Regions from separate parts of the Homo sapiens genome. Here region 2 is linked to region 1. Evidence: chromatin contacts called from ENCODE Hi-C or POLR2A ChIA-PET data. All regions are on one chromosome and are shown on one strand. Each heading gives the region's core, a stretch centred on a gene start or an enhancer-like site at or near the end of the contact. The rest is flanking DNA. Distances are from core to core; before and after follow the strand shown. Region 1 overlaps DCAKD (dephospho-CoA kinase domain containing). Region 2 has its middle 54 kb from the start of MAP3K14.

The links. Hi-C counts contacts between places; a loop is a spot of excess contacts on that map. ChIA-PET counts read pairs that join two places held with the same protein, here RNA polymerase II (POLR2A). Pooled maps may share reads with other maps.
Region 2: a loop to region 1 is called in a pooled map, with 2.5 times the contacts of the local background. The contact joins two enhancer-like sites. A Hi-C loop is called at or near these places in 1 of 50 pooled maps. POLR2A ChIA-PET finds 5 or more read pairs at or near these places in 2 of 52 experiments (A673 and K562).

What each region holds. Positions count from the first base shown.
Region 1 is chr17:45,035,539-45,043,213 of GRCh38, reverse strand. All of the region lies in intron 1 of DCAKD (dephospho-CoA kinase domain containing), which reads left to right. Among named protein-coding and RNA genes, the nearest start is that of DCAKD, 12 kb to the left of the region's middle. RefSeq lists enhancers at 1-100, 1,255-1,889, 1,890-2,524, 2,525-3,159, 6,669-7,169 and 1 more. Within about 2 kb of position 4,178, at least 6 of the 41 ENCODE cell types and tissues checked have a DNase peak (open chromatin) inside an H3K27ac peak, as active enhancers do.
Region 2 is chr17:45,367,240-45,374,914 of GRCh38, reverse strand. No RefSeq gene overlaps it. Among named protein-coding and RNA genes, the nearest start is that of MAP3K14, 54 kb to the right of the region's middle. RefSeq lists enhancers at 446-1,017, 2,249-2,898, 2,858-3,152, 2,899-3,547, 2,497-3,696 and 1 more. Within about 2 kb of position 3,539, at least 31 of the 41 ENCODE cell types and tissues checked have a DNase peak (open chromatin) inside an H3K27ac peak, as active enhancers do.

The DNA.
Region 1 (7,675 bases), core at 2,929-5,428:
CGCGATCTCAGCTCACTGCAACCTCTGCCTCCCAGGTTCAAGCGCAAATCCTATTTTATACTCAAGGAAAGAGAAGCTCAGGATGCTGAATTAAATTGCCTACAGCCATACAGCTAGTTAAGGGACAGAGCTAATCCCAACCAAGGTCCCTTTGACTCTGAACCCTCTGAGAATGTGCAGTCCCTGTGATCCTTTTTTTGCATAAATGGCAACAAAGTAGTCCAGTCCAAACAGCCTCCCTGCTCATTCATGAAAGCTGGAGTGATGGTTTGTGCTTGGAGAGTGCTCAAGTAGAGAAGAGAGACCTGTCCCCTCCCTGCCCTTGGTGTTGGCAAAGGGAGCAGGGAGGACACAGAGGGAGGCAGACGCCAGCTCCTTTCCTTGTGGCTCTCTCCAGGTAACTGGCAGCCTGGAGGAGGTGGCGGCTTAATGGGCCTAGCCCACGAAGAGAACTTGGACTTGAAGGTTTAAACAGCAACCTCTCACCAATAATGAAAGATTAGGAGTGGGGAAGCCGTATACAAAAATAGCACTTAATAGTTAACTGGAAAACAATATATTTTTGCAACCACTGGTTCCTCGAGAAATAATTGGGTCCCAAGGCAGGAAATGACTCGTTTTCATGAATGATTATATTGATCATTGGTGCAAAACAGATACACCCCCTTAGGAAAGCAGTTCTGTCTGGCTAGTCAGGCGGCCCCAGTGTGAAATCCTGAGAGGCGGCAAGGGGAGGAGGACAGGGGCTGCAAGCCGAGGGAGCCAGGTCCTGGCCTGGCACACGCAGGGGCGGGTCTGTTGAATGGGGGATGAGAAGGAACAGAATTTGCCTCCAACATAAGTCCTGAGCTGTCCCAAGGGAAGAAGGTGACAGAGTGAGACCCTGTCTCAAAGAAGAAAAAAAAAGTCACATGAACAGAAATGAAAGTCCAAAGCATGACGAGTCCAAAGGAGGGAAAGTAAAGGGAGTGGTGAGAGATGGCAGGGGCATCATTTGGGTTGGGGGATTGGATGAGGCTCCTCCAAGGGGATGTGACTTGCTCCCATGCTGCTTCAGGTCCTGGGTCAGACAATGATGTGCCTGTCACTCTTTTTTTTTTAAGTCAGGTCTTATTCTGCACCCAGGCTGGAGTGCAGTGGTACAGTCATGGCTCACTGCAGCCTCCAACTCCTGGGCTCAAGCAGTCCTCCCATCTCAGCCTCTCAAGTAGCTGAGACTACAGACATATGCCATCATGCCCAGCTATTTTTTTTTTTTTAAGAGACAGGATCTCGCTTTGTTGCCCAGGCTGGCCTCTAACTCCTGGGCTCAAGTGATCCTCCCACCTTGGCCTCCCAAAGTGCTGCGATTGCAGGCGTGAGCCACCATGCATGGCCCCCCATTGCTCTTGATACCCTTACCCACTTACCACCACCACACTTACTGGTACTGTGAGTTTATTGTTTTACCCCTCCCCTGCTCCCCCCACCACCCCTTCTCGTGCCTGGTGTCTGATTGGTTGACACAGTCAGTACAGGGTGACTGAAGAGTAGTTAGCCCTGAGGTGAGTCTGGCAGAGAGAACACCAGCACAGAGGCTTTGGGGTCGAAAAGAGCCCGCATGTGGCTGGGCACAGTGGCTCACGCCTGTAATCCCAGCACTTTGGGAGGCTGAGGCAGGCAGATCACGAGGTCAGGAGATTGAGACCATCCTGGCTAACATGGTGAAACCCCGTCTCTACTAAAAATACAAAAAATTAGCCGGGCATGATGGCAGGCGCCTGTAGCCTCAGCTGCTTGGGAGGCTGAGGCAGCAGAATGGCGTGAACCCGGGAGGCGGAGTTGCAGTGAGCCGAGATCGCACCACTGCACTCCAGCCTGGGCGACAGAGCCAGACTCCGTCTCAAAAAAAAAAAAAGAGCCCGCATGTTCAGGGACAGAAGGAAGATCAGTGTGACAGGCACCAGGCATCGTGGACAGGGAGTGACTGAGGGAGTCACACAGGGCCTGGAGACCTCTGTGAAGGGCCAGGAGGAGGCGGGAGAAGGCAGTGAAGGTTTTAGATGGGAGTGACATGATCAGATGACTCCTTTAAGCCATGACCCTGGCTACCTTGGGGAGAAGCCAGGCCGGGACGAGGGGGTCAGGTCATGAGGCTACTGGAGTGGTCAGGGCACAGGTGCTGGTGGCTTAGGCTAACAGAGTGGGCCTAGTGGGATTAGAACTTGGCCAGACCTCCCAGAGCAGTAGGGCTTTATTTAGCCCATTAATTTTTCCCTAAGAGAAACACTGCCAGAGGAGATTCTAAGACAGACCATTCTCTGAATGTATTTATTCTTCTTGGGGCTACTGGGCCCAAGAAGTAAAAACTGAGAGGCAATTTGGAGACACCCGATGCAAAAGAGCCCACCACTTGTGGAGCACAATAGAATCTGATCGTCATTTCACAGGCCTTAGAGCTTCACTGCAGAGTTGGAGCGCAGGCACCAGCTCTAACCCAAACTCCTTGCCCTTTTCTTTGCACCCTGCTGCCTTTCACTGACATGGAGAATGAGGGAAAGAAAGGATGGGGTGTGGCTTCCCTGGGATCAGAGGCTTGCTTTTCTTTCTGGCTCCTCCTTGGCTGATGAATCCCATACCTGGGATTGGTCCCAGAATCCAGCTTCCATTTCTCCTGCACAGTGCATTGGCTCCTTCTCTGTTACTGTGGACTTGGTGTTGTCCTTCCGCCTCCAGCCAAGCCAGTTCTGTGAACAGCTTTTGGTGTTGAGGAGGAAGATTCCCAGGCCACCAACAGTAATGTCATCCCTTGGTTTGCCAGGGGAGCTTTTTTTTTTTTTTTTTTTTGAGATGGAGTCTTGCTCTTGTTGCCCAGGCTGGAGTGCAATGGCACAATCTAGGCTCACCGCAACCTCCGCCTCCCGGGTTCAAGCAATTCTCCTGCCTCAGTCTCCCGAGTAGCTGGGATTACAGGCATGCGCCACCATGCCTGGCTAATTTTGTATTTTTAGTAGAAATGGCGTTTCTCCATGTTGGTCAGGCTGGTCTCGAACTCCTGACCTCAGGTGATCCTCCCGCCTTGGCCTCCCAAAGTGCTGGGATTACAGGCATGAGCCACCACACCCGGCCTTTTTTTTTTTGAGATGGAGTCTCACTTTGTTGCCCAAGCTGGAGTCCAGAGTGGCATGATCTCTGCTCACTGCAACCTCCGCTTCCCAGATTCAAGCAATTCTCCTGCCTCAGCCTTCCGAATAGGTGGGATTACAGGCATGCACCACCACGCCCAGCTAATTTTTGTATTTTTAGTAGAGATGGGGTTTCGCCATGTTGGCCAGGCTGGTCTCGAACTCCTGGCCTCAAGTGATCCGCCCACCTTGGCCTTACAGCCACTGCGCCTGGCCCCAGGGGAGCATTTATTCACCACTCCCAGGAGAGCTCTGAACCACTGAAGGGGAGGAAGAAATCACCAGTGTGACTCTCAGCCTCCCTGGGGAGCTGCACCGTTCTTGGCACTGAAACTCCAGCCCCTCTCACTCACAAGTGTGGGGACTGAGGCTCAGAGGAGGGAAGGCACCCGGGGCTCAGCTGTTTCTTGTATGGAGTCCTTACCACCCTGGGCCAGGCTGGAGAGAAGACTTCCTGCAGTCACATGGGTAGTTTTATCACAGAATTCAGAGACCAGGACCCAGGACTTTCCACTTCCAGTCCACAGCCTTTCATTTTAGCCATGGTTCTGGGCCTAGCTGATTCAGATTCAGTGGGCTGGGGTAGATGGAGCCTGGGTGTCTGTACCTTTTGTAAGTTTCGCAGTAAATTCAGATTATAGCCAGGTTTAGCACTTGCTGTGAGGAATGTACTGCCTCTGTGTAAGCGGCAGTGGAATGTGGGAAGCCAGATCGGATTCTGGAGAATGATGACTTGACCAGAGCAGAAAGAGGGTCATGAACACAGGTGATCAAAGGTGGTCGTTTGTTCATGTGGGCCTGACAGGGAGCTGCTGGCAGGTCTAGGTGTGACTTGGAGGCCGCTGGGTACCTAAGCCTCTATTTCCTCCTTGCTGAGCTTTGGGAGCACCGTGGGCTGCAACTTCCTCCCTGGCAGATCCCAGTAGATCTGTGCGCAGCCAAGTGAGTGGGAAGGCACTCATACAGCAGGCCCAGGGCCAGCACCACCTGACCATTCCTGCTTACCTGTCAGCGCTCTGTTCTCAGATGTTTTCATCTGGTACTATCTAGCTCTCCAGTTTTCCCAAGGGGCAAGACTTGTGTTTTCCTCTGGTTACCCAAGAGGTCCCTGGCACCGTTCCTGCAGAGCACAGAGATGCTCAGTGGATGGTCAGTGAAGGAATGAGCTACAGAGGGGCTTGTTGGACAGGAACAGCTGTTATTTGTCAAGGCCCTTTTAAGTTGGGGACCCGGAGCCTCCCTGGGCGTGTGCTCCTTTGTCCGCTTGGCCTTCCTGATGGAGGCCAAGCAGCTGTTGGTCTGTTTCCACAGACACTCGGTCAAGGCACTGAGAAGGGAGGATACTCATTAGGTAACCCGGGAGGCTGGAATTTCCATCTGTGCTCTGGCCATTGTCCACACACCCCCTCAGCCCCCATTCTGCAGGAAGAAAACAGTATGATAATCAAGAAATTATTTCTCTTTGGCTCTGAATCGATTTGCCTACAAACAGATTCATCTTCCTTACTTTGTCTCATTAGTCTAAAGGTAAATTAATTTTTCATTCCTTGAGTACATTAAAGGCAGGGGTCTAGACTAGGGGTTAGGAGCCCTGAACTGCATCCAGCCTTTGATAATAGCTGCTGGTGGGAAGTCCCCTCCCTTCTCTGGTCCTCAGTCTCCACTGCTGTAAAAGAAGAGTTAGAATTTATCCTGAGCGCTGTTACACATCAGAACTGCCTGGGTGGGCAGATCACCTGAGGTCAGGAGTTTGAGCCAGCCTGGCCAACATGGTGAAACCTCGTCTCTACTAAAAATACAAAAAAATCAGCCAGGCATGGTGGTGCATACCTGTAATCCTAGCTACTCGGGAGGCTGAGGCAGGACAATCTCTTGAACCCAGGAGGCAGAGATTGCAGTGGGCCCAGATTGCACCGCTGCACGCCACCCTGGGGGACAGAGAGAGACTCTTGTCTCAAGAAAAGAAAAGAAAAGAAAAAAAGGCCAGGCATGGTGGCTCACGCCTGTAATCCCAGCACTTTGGGAGGCCGAGGTGGGTGGATCACCTGAAGTCAGGAGTTTGAGACCAGCCTGACCAACATGGTGAAACCCCATCTCTACTAAAAATACAAAAAAATTAGCCAGGCATGGTGGTGGGCACCTGTAATCCCAGCTATTCGGGAGTTTGAGGCAGGAGAATGGCGTGAACCCGGGAGGCAGAGCTTGCAGTGAGCCGAGATCACACCACTGCACTCCAGCCTGGGCAACAGAGTGAGACTCTGTCTCAAAAAAAAAAAAAAAAAGCTCTTGAAGCTTGGCGTGGTGGTTTACGCCTGTAATCCCAGTACTTTGGGAGGCTGAGGTGGGTGGATCACCTGAGGTCAGGAGTTCGAGACCAGCCATGGCCAACCTGGCAAAACCCCATGTCTACTAAAAATACAAAAATTAGCTGGGCATGGTGACGGCTGCATGTAATCCCAACTACTTGGGAGTCTGAGGCAGGAGAATCGCTTGAACCTGAGAGGCGGAGGTTGCAGTGAGCTGAGATGCGCCATTGCACTCCAGCCTGGGCAACGACAAGAGTGAAATTCCATCTAAAAAAAAAAAAATTCTTTCTAGATTTTCTATTTCAAAGCTTCAGCTGAGTGGCTGACATTTTGTTTGTTTGTTTTGTTTGTTTGTTTTTACAACTGAACCCTGTCCTTTTTGTGACCTAGAGGGAGATCACCAGCCTCAGAGAGATGGAGGAGAAATTATTATTTTTTTTAATAGAGAGAGAGCCTTGCTGTATTGCCCAGGCTGGCCTCGAACTCCTGGTCTCAAGCAATCCTCCTGCCTCAACCTCCCAAAGCACTGGGATTACAGGCGTGAACACCGTGCGTGGCCTAGAAATGATTGTTAAATAGTTGATTAATGTAGCTAGGTCTCTCCATTTGGATGATGACTCCGTGGTGGATAGTTTCCTCTCTCCACCTCTGGCTTTCCGGGGTGAGAATGAGCAGTGGCAGATTTCAATTTCTAGGTTGGTCCCCTGCTGCCCCAAGCCAGGCACCAACTCAGCCACATCCAAGCAGCTGCCTCCCCTGTCATTTGGTGTGTCCTCACGGGAGGCAAACTCATTTCAGTGTAAGCTCAAGCAAAGTGTAATTAGGACAGTAAATCTGCTGCTTAACGGCAACAAAAAAAGTCCTATGGCAGATTTTACAGTCCTGGAGAAGTGATTTGAGGCTGAAGGAAGGGTGGGAGAGACCTGGCCTTTGATTTAATTGCTTCCAGCCTGGGAACAAAGTCCAAGACATGGTAACCTCATTTACTCCAGAAAATGCACCATGACTCCTTAAAAGTTTATGGTGTGATAGTCTGAGGTTGGAGGAATAGGGACATGATTTCATGAAAGTCTTTTTTTTTTTCCTTTCTATGCCTTGCAGTGGAACTGTAACTCCTACTTTTCACCCTGTATCACTATCCTCACTTCCATTTTTGGGATATTTACCATTTATCAAGCAACATACCATGGACTGCAGATGCATTTTCTTTTTCTTTTTTTTTTTCTCTGAGACGGAGTCTCGCTCTGTCACCCAGGCTGGGGTGCAGGGGCGCAATCTCCGCTCACTGCAACCTCCGCCTCCTGGGTTCAAGCGATTCTCCTGCCTCAGCCTCCCGAGTAGCTGGGACTGCAGGCGCCCGCCACCAGGCCTGGCTAATTTTTTGTATTTTTAGTAGAGACGGGGTTTTACCATGTTAGCCAGGATGGTCTCGATCTCCTCACCTCATGATCTGCCTGCCTCGGCCTCCCAAAGTGCTGGGATTACAGGCGTGAGCCACTACGCCCAGCCAAGGCAGTCTTATGATCCTAAACCTCATTTTATGGATGAGAAAACTGAGGTTCAGGGAGGCAAGCGGCTTGCCCGGGGTTGCAGCACATGTGAGTGGAGGAGCTGGGTGTGAAGAAGCCATGCCCCAACCTTTGTGCCGTGCTGCCGCTGCTTGGTCTGAGGACGCCACAAACCACGACGCCAGCTCAAAGTCACACCACCAGCATCGCCCAGCCTCCTGGCCTTTCCCTCACATTCCTTCTTGGCAAGAGTGGTACTTTTCTAAACCTCGGCCTTAGTGGCTGCCGAGCCACTGCTTGCGGCTCAGTTCCCCATCTGGGCCAAGAGGATTGTGCGTCTCCATCTATATCAGCTACCCAGGCAGTCCTAGTGCTGGCGTTCAAGGGGAAGTGATCCATGGGACCTTCTGTGGGGAGGAGGCCTTGGGGCAAAAGAGGGCCCAGGCACCTGGACTCTATTTGTGGTCTCTTTTGCATCTTCCGTGGATGGCTGCAGGCAGGCCATTTCTTTCCTTTGAGCCTCAGTCTCCTAGACTAGAAAGTAAAGGCCAGGGGGACCAGTGGGCATCTGAAGAGTGCTGTGGGTCTACCACAGAGAGACAGGTGTCTCCTTCCTCTAGGAAGTTGGCCTCCAAGGGGATCCTGCCTCGTCCAGGAAGCATGCTGCCTAACAGCACCTGACCTTGCCCTGCCTGTT
Region 2 (7,675 bases), core at 2,290-4,789, 330 kb before region 1:
AGCGAGACTGTCTCAAAAAACAAAAACGAAAACAACAACAAAAAGAAAAATCAATCAATAAATAATATAAATGAATAAATAAATAAATGTCTTCCTAAAATGAAATATCTAAAGATACTGACTAAAATAGAAATACAACTCCCATGTAACTGCCAAATCCACAAAATAAATAAATAAGATGACTCCACAAATGCTGACCGCCCTGAGGGAGTCTGAGGGCTTATAAAAAGCAAAGGGTTTGGGATTGAAGAGCCAGAGAGACCCAGGAGAAAAGGTCTTGTGCCGGCTTTGAGGAGAAAAGACACAGACTTCAGTTTCTTTTCTTTTTTTTTTTTTTTTTTGAGACGAAGTCTCACTGTTACCCAGGCTGGAGTAGAATGGCGTGATCTTGGCTCACTGCAATCTCCGCCTCCCAGGTTCAAGTGATTCTCCTACCTCAGCCTCCCAAGTAGCTGGGATTACAGGCACACGCTACCACACCCAGCTGGTTTTTGTATTTTTAGTTGAGATGGGGTTTCGACATGTTGGCCAGGCTGGTCTCAAACTCCTGACCTCAAGTGATCTGCCCGCCTCGGCCTCCCAAAGTGCTGGGATTACAGGAGTGAGCACTGTGCCTGGCCAGACTTCAGTTCTTGACGGGAGGAGTGCCAGATAATTTGCAGACATTTAGAACTGCCAAACAGCTAGGAGTGGTGGCATCAGAAGGTGAACGTGGGGTGTCTGATGACAAAGTCTACACACTAGGACTCCACACGCTGCCAGGCTGCAGGGAAAGAGAGGAGAGGGTCTCTGCTAAGGCGGTGGATGTGTGGATGGGGATGGAACAGAGAGGAGACATGCTGGGAAGGTCAAAGTGTTGTCCTATCTGGCATGGACACCCCAGCTTGCGCAGGCAGAGGCTGGGGAACTGCTGGGTTGGAAGGGGGGCTCTATGGGCTGGAGAGGTACATGCTCAGGAGGCCCCTTCTCCCCTGCTGGGGGCCTGGATCAGTCCCTGGGGCCAGGGAGAAGGGAGAAGGAGGGTCCTGCATTCAGTGAGCCGGGCGGGGTTTTGCAAGGAGCTGGCAAGAGAGCACTGGGGATGCCGCTGCCCAGATTGTAGCCACCACAGCCCTTGGGAAGTGAAACTTGTTCAAGGCCAGCTTTCTCATTCGTTTGAGGTTGACGTTCAGTGGCTCTCCTGTTCAGGGAGGCAGACAGAGGCCTGGTGGCCCCAGCCCAGGGCCTGAAACACACTGAAACTTGCGTGGGGGATGTGGGAGAAAGGAGGCCTCCCAGATGACCCCCGCTCCCAGTGGGGATTCCCAGCTGGGTAAGGGGAGGGCTGTGAACTCCCAGGTCCTGAATTCACTGGGTCCTTCTCCTCTAACACCATACCCAGGGGGTAGGGGTGGGGGTGGGGCAGGGACTCTGGACTGGCTTTTGGTAGCCGCTGCACCAGGAAAGATTTTTGTGACTTTCATAGGTCACTTCCCTCCTGAGTACTCAGTTTTCTCATCCACCAAATGTCAGGTCAGGTGATCTTGAAGGTCCTCTGCTCTCCCAGCATCACCAGAAAGATTATTCACCTCAAGCTCTTTCTCTTAGCTCCCAAAAGCAGTCGGCTGGCCGGACGAATGCCCAGGAGGTGTTCTTAAAGATGAGGGTAGGGTCAGCCCGGATCCACCATGACCTGTCTGGGCCTCACCGCAGCTAGACCTACCACCTCCCAACTTGCTCCATTCACTAGCGAAATGGGGAGAGAATGTGGGTGGCTTGGGGTGGGCTGAGGCCTCCTTCATTTTTTTTTTTTTTTTTTTTTTGAGACGGAGTCTCACTCTGTCGCCCAGGCTGGAGTGCAATGTCACAGTCTTGGCTCACTGGAACCTCTGCCTCCCAGGTTCAAGTGATTCTCCTGTCTCAGCCTCCAGAGTAGCTGGGATTACAGGCACGCACCACCATACCCGGCTAATTTTTGTATTTTTAGTAGAGACGGAGTTTCACCATGTTGGCCAGGCTGGTCTCAAACTCCTGACCTCAAGTGATCCTCCCGCCTTGGCCTCCCAAAATGTTGGGATTACAAGCGTGAGCCACCACGCCTGGCTGGGGGTATCATTATTATGCCCCTTTATGGATGCGGGAACTGAGGCACAGAAGGGCTAGGTAACCTACCCAAGGTCACACAGCTGAAAAGTGGCCAAACCAAGGCTAGGGCCTGGGGAGCTGGAGCCCTGAGTCTGGGCTTAGTCACTTGAGATTTCTTGTCTCCCAACAACTGCCTGTAAGTGGTAGGCATTGGCTCTGTGACCCAGGAGGGGAAAGGTCGTTTGCCAAGAAGGATGATGTCTTTGGCTGTAGTGGACAAGGAGAGCTTCCCAGAGGAAGGACAGGAGAGGGAGTGGGACAGACAGGGTAGGCAGAGCCTTGTGTGCAGCCCCGTGAGGAAGACAGGAACTCGGGCTTAGACCCACTGGCTTGTTTCCGGCTGTGACTTGACCTCTCTGAGCCCGGGCTGCTCTGTAAAATGGGTATAACACAGACCCACAGTTTCTTACTTAAAACCTTGGGGCCAGATGTGCTTTGGAATTCAGAATTCTTTAGATTTTAGAAACAATTTGGTGCGTGTATAGAATGGCACCCTCAGGGTACCTGGGACCGCATTCTTGTAATCAAACATGTACTTTTTTTTTCTTTTTCTTTTTTTTTCCATCAGCAAACATGTAAGTATTCACGTGCAGCCAGATAAGTGAAACTGCAACTTAATCTCAGGTTGGTTCAGGTCAGATTTCGCCATCCTGTAAGCTCGGTTTTCAGGCATTTGGGGAATCTGGAATTGAGGAGAGGAGAACGTGGTTCCTTAGGAGATCAGGCCTGAGAATCCCCGCACAGAGAGAGAGGGCGCTTCCTCCGCAGGCTTCCCTGCCTGCTGGGGGCCAGGGAGGAGACCAGCTTGTTGGAAGCGGAGACGTCTAAGGAGTTTCCAAATAGGAAAACCAGCGGCTGCAGGCCTCAGGACGTGGCCGGGCGAGCCGCAGCCTCATCCCGCGAGCGGGCGTTCCTGAGCTGCCTGCACCGTGAGTCACCCGGACGGCCGCGGGCAGCGCGCAGGAATGCGGCCTCGCCAATCGGCGGGGAGCGGGTGGGCGGCGGGCAGGCGAGGGCACCTCCGGGCTGAGCCGCTGCGCGTGACTCAGCAGGGACCCCCTGCGCGGGCGAGCCGGCTGCTGCCCTGCGGGGGACCCACCCGCTGGGACCTTGGTAGGGGATATGGGAAGAAACTGTACACCTTCCATTTGTATTTATTTGTATTTCTTCCTTTTACGTTTAAATTTATTTTCAAATAGGTAGTACCTTCATATGCTTTAAAAATGTAAAGCGGCCGGGAGCGGTGCCTCACACGCCTGTAACCCCGGCACGCTGGGAGGCTGAGGCAGGAGGATTGCCTGAGACCAGGAGTTGGAGGGCAGTCTGGGCGACAGAGGGAGACCCCCCGTCTCGACAAATAAAATAAAATAAAGATATAAAGATCTGGAAGAGATATTTGTACACCCATGTTCATAGCAGCATTATTCACATTGGCCAAAAGGTGGAAGCAACCCAAATATCTATGGAGAGATGAATGGATAAACAAAATGTGGCCCACGCATATATTATTCAGCCTTAAAAGGGAAGGCGCTTCTGTCACATGCTACAACATGGGTGAACCTTGAGGACATTGTGCTCCGTGAAATCAGCTTGTCACAGAAATACGAATACTGTGTGATTCCACTATATGAGGTGTCTGGAGCAGGCTTCTTCACAGAGAAACGGGGGTGCCAGGAACCTAGGGAGAGGGGAAGTGGAGTTCTTTTACGGGTACAGAGTTTCAGTTTCGCAAGATGAAAAGAGCTCTGGAAATGGATGGTGGTGATGGTTGTACCAAAAGGCGAATGTACTTAGCACCACTCAACTGTACACTTAAAAAATAGCTAAGATGGTAAACTTTGTTATGTGTGTTTTACCAAAATTAAAAAGAAAAAATTTAAAGGTACAAAAGTCACTCTCCCAGTCCTGGCCTGCAAGCCATCCACTTCCTTCACCCAAAACACCTAGTCTCACCAGTTTTCGTGTATCCTTCCAGAGCGTCTGTGCAAATCCATATAGGCATGTGTAAGTATAAACATATAAATATAAATCTGCATAATAGTCTATATATACACACCTGTTCCTCTTTAAAAAAAAACAGTGGGGCTGGGCACGGTGGCTCACACCTGTAATCCCAGCACTTTGGGAGGCCGAGGCAGGCAGATCACTTGAGGTCAGGAGTTCGAGACCAGCCTGGCCAACATGGCGAAACCCTGTCTCTACTAAAAAATACAAAAAAATTAGCTGGGCGTGGTGGCAGGTGCCTGTAGTCCCAGCTATTCAGGAGGCTGAGGCAGGAGAATGGCATGAACCCGGGAGGCGGAGCTTGCAGTGAGCAGATAGCGCCACTGCACTCCAGCATGGGTGACAGAGTAAGACTCTGTCTCACAAAAAAAAAAAAGAAAAAGAAAAAGAAAAATTAGCCGGGCGTGGTGGCAGGCACCGATAATACCAGCTACTCCGGAGGCTGAGGCAGGAGAATCGCTTGAACTGGGAGGTGGAGGTTGCAGTGAGCCGAGATTGTGCCACTTCACTCCAGCCTGGGCAAAAGAGCGAAACTCCATCACAAAAAAAACAAAAACAAACAAACAAAAAAAACACCAAAAAAAAAAAAAAAACCAATGGTAGCGTATTCTGTGCTTTGTTTTTCCATTTAAAAATACACCTTGGAGGCCAAGCGTGGTGGCTCACACCTGTAATCCTAACACTTTGGAAGGCCGAAACAGGTGGATCACCTGAGGTCAGGAGTTCGAGACCAGCCTGACAAACATGTTGAAACCCCGTCTCTACTAAAAATACAAAAGTTAGCTGGGCATGGTGGCAGATGCCTGTAATCCCAGCTACTGGGGAGGCTAAGGCAGGATAATCGCTTCTTGAACCTGGGAGGCAGAGGTTGCAGTAAGCAGAGTTCATGCCACTGCACTCCAGCCTGGGTGACAGAGCAACACTCTGTCTCAAAAAGAAAAAAAAAATCTTGGAGACCTTTCTAAACCAGTACCTAACAAGCTTCCTCATTTTTTTTTTAACAACTTCATTGAGATATGATATAATTTACATAAAACACATCCATTGTAAATGTACTATTCAACAGTTTTTTTTTAAATGTATAGAGTTGGGCAGCTATCACCACAAGCCAGTTTTATAACATTGCCATCATCCCCCAAAGTCCTGTTGGATCCATCTGCAGTGAATCCTCACAGCCATCCCAGCTCCAGCAATGACAGATTTGCTTTCTCTACAGATTTGTGTTTTCTGGAAATTTCATATAAATGGAAGCACACAATATGTGGTCTTTTGTGTCTAGCTTCTTTTACTGAGCATAATATTTTTGAAGTTCATCTATGTCGTAGCTCATTTAAGAAGTTTGTTCCTTTTTTGCTTTTTGTTTTTTGTTTTTTTGATACCGAGTCTCACTCTGTCGCCAAGGCTGGAGTGCAGTGGTGCGATCTCGGCTCACTGTAACCTCCACCTCCCAGGTTCAATCGATTCTTGTGCCTCAGCCTCCTGAGTAGTTGGGACGACAGGCGTGCGCCACCACTCCCGGCTAATTTTTGTATTTTTAGTAGAGATGGTGTTTCACCATGTTGGCCAGGCTAGTCTCAAACTCCTGGCCTCAGGTGATTCACCTGCCTCGACCTCCCGAAGTGCTGAGATTACGAATGTGAGCCACTGCGCTCGGCCAGTTTGTTCCTTTTTATTGCTGAGTAGTATTACACTGAATGGATATTTCACATTTTGTTTATCCAGTTACCAGCTTTTGCATATTTGGATGATTTACAGGGTTTTTAAAATGTACAATGCTGCTATGAGCATTCAGGTCTTTGTGTGGCCACATTTTTACTTCTCTTGGGTAGTTTCTGTTTAACTTTTTAAGCAACTGCCAAGCTGTTTTCCAAAGTGGCTGCATCATGTTACATTCCCAACAGCAATGTATGAGGCTTCCACTTTCTCTACATTCTCCACCACACTTGTTATTATTATCTGTCTTTTTGATTATAGCCATCCTGGTGGGTTTGAAATGGTATCTCATTGTGGTTTTAATTTGCATTTTTCAAATAACAAATTGAAATTGAACATTTTTGTGTGCTTATTAACCATTCTTTTTTATTATTGTTAGGAGAGAGAGGGTTTTCCTCTGTCACCCAGGCTGGAGTGCAGTGGCACAATCATAGCTCACTGCAGCCTTGAGCTTCTGAGCCCAAAAGATCCTCCTGCCTCAGCCTCCTGAGTAGCTGGGACTATAGATACACACCACTATATCGGCTAATTTTTTTTTTTTTTTGTAGAGATGGGGTTTTGCTATGTTGACCAGGCTGGTCTCAAACTCCTGGCCTCAAGCAATCCTCCTGCCTCGGCTCCTGAAGTGCTGGGATTACAGGCATGTGTCACAATATCCTGAGCCATGCCAGCCCATATATTTTCTTTGAAAAAAATGTCTATTAGAGTCTTTCATCTTTTTTTTTTTTTTGCAGCGGGAGTTTTGTGGTGGCGGTGGGGGAGTCTTGCTCTGTTGCCCAGGCTGGAGGGTAGTGGCACAACCTTGACTCACCACAACCTCTGCCACCTGGGTTCAAGCGATTCTCCTGCATCAGCCTCCTAAGTAGCTGGGATTACAGGCGCCTGCCAGCACACCTGGCTAGTTTTTGTAATTTTAGTAGAGATGGGGTTTCACCATGTTGCCCAGGCTGGTCTCAAACTCCTAGCCTCAAGCAATCCACTTGTCTCGGCCTCCCAAAGTGCTGGGATTACAGACATGAGCCACCACGCCTGGGTTGTTTTGTCCATCTTTACATTTAGTTGTTTGTCTTCTTATTATCGAGTTATAAGACATCATTTTAAAAAATAGGTCAGTCATAGTTGATTGTATGCATGGGACGTCATTTGTTTAACTTGTTTCCTATTGATATCTCTTAAAATTTTCGTTTTATACGTATTTTTATAATAGGCATAATATATTAATGCAATAGTTTATGTTCCTGACATAAATAAGCAAATACAATTGGAATACATCCTCAAGTTAGTTTGCTGAGAGGGATCATTAAGGCCTGGTGACCCCTGACCTGAGCCTTCCTCCCCCTCCCCCCTCTCCCCGCCTGCCCCACCCCGTCCATCAGGCCCTTTCTAGCAATCTCAAGGTTTGTAGAAACCTTGTTAAAAGCCCTCTTTCCTGGCAGCCTCTGACCTCCAAAAAGTCTGATTGGGATCCCCTAACTGATGAGGGAGGCTGAGGCTGAGGGAGTCCACCCAGGGTAACATCGGCACGGTCTGAATCACAGGGCTTTCTGGAATGACCCAGAGGCCACCCCTTCCTTAATTTGGGAAGCTCCAGGCTAGAGGACATGATGAGTGTTCATGCTGAGGTTCTCCTGAGTCCAGCAGCGTGAGGCGAGCTCAGAGCCCAGGAGTGTGGTTCGGGATGGTGCTGCCCTCAGCCCCCATGCTGCGTCCTGACCCCCCGCCCATCCATCTGCCCAGCCTGTCAATGTGGACTCACACACACCTGGTGTCACCTCAGAGCAATCCAAAGTAAAAGACCCTGCTGGTCCATGTCTCCCCTCCTGGTGGTTCCTTC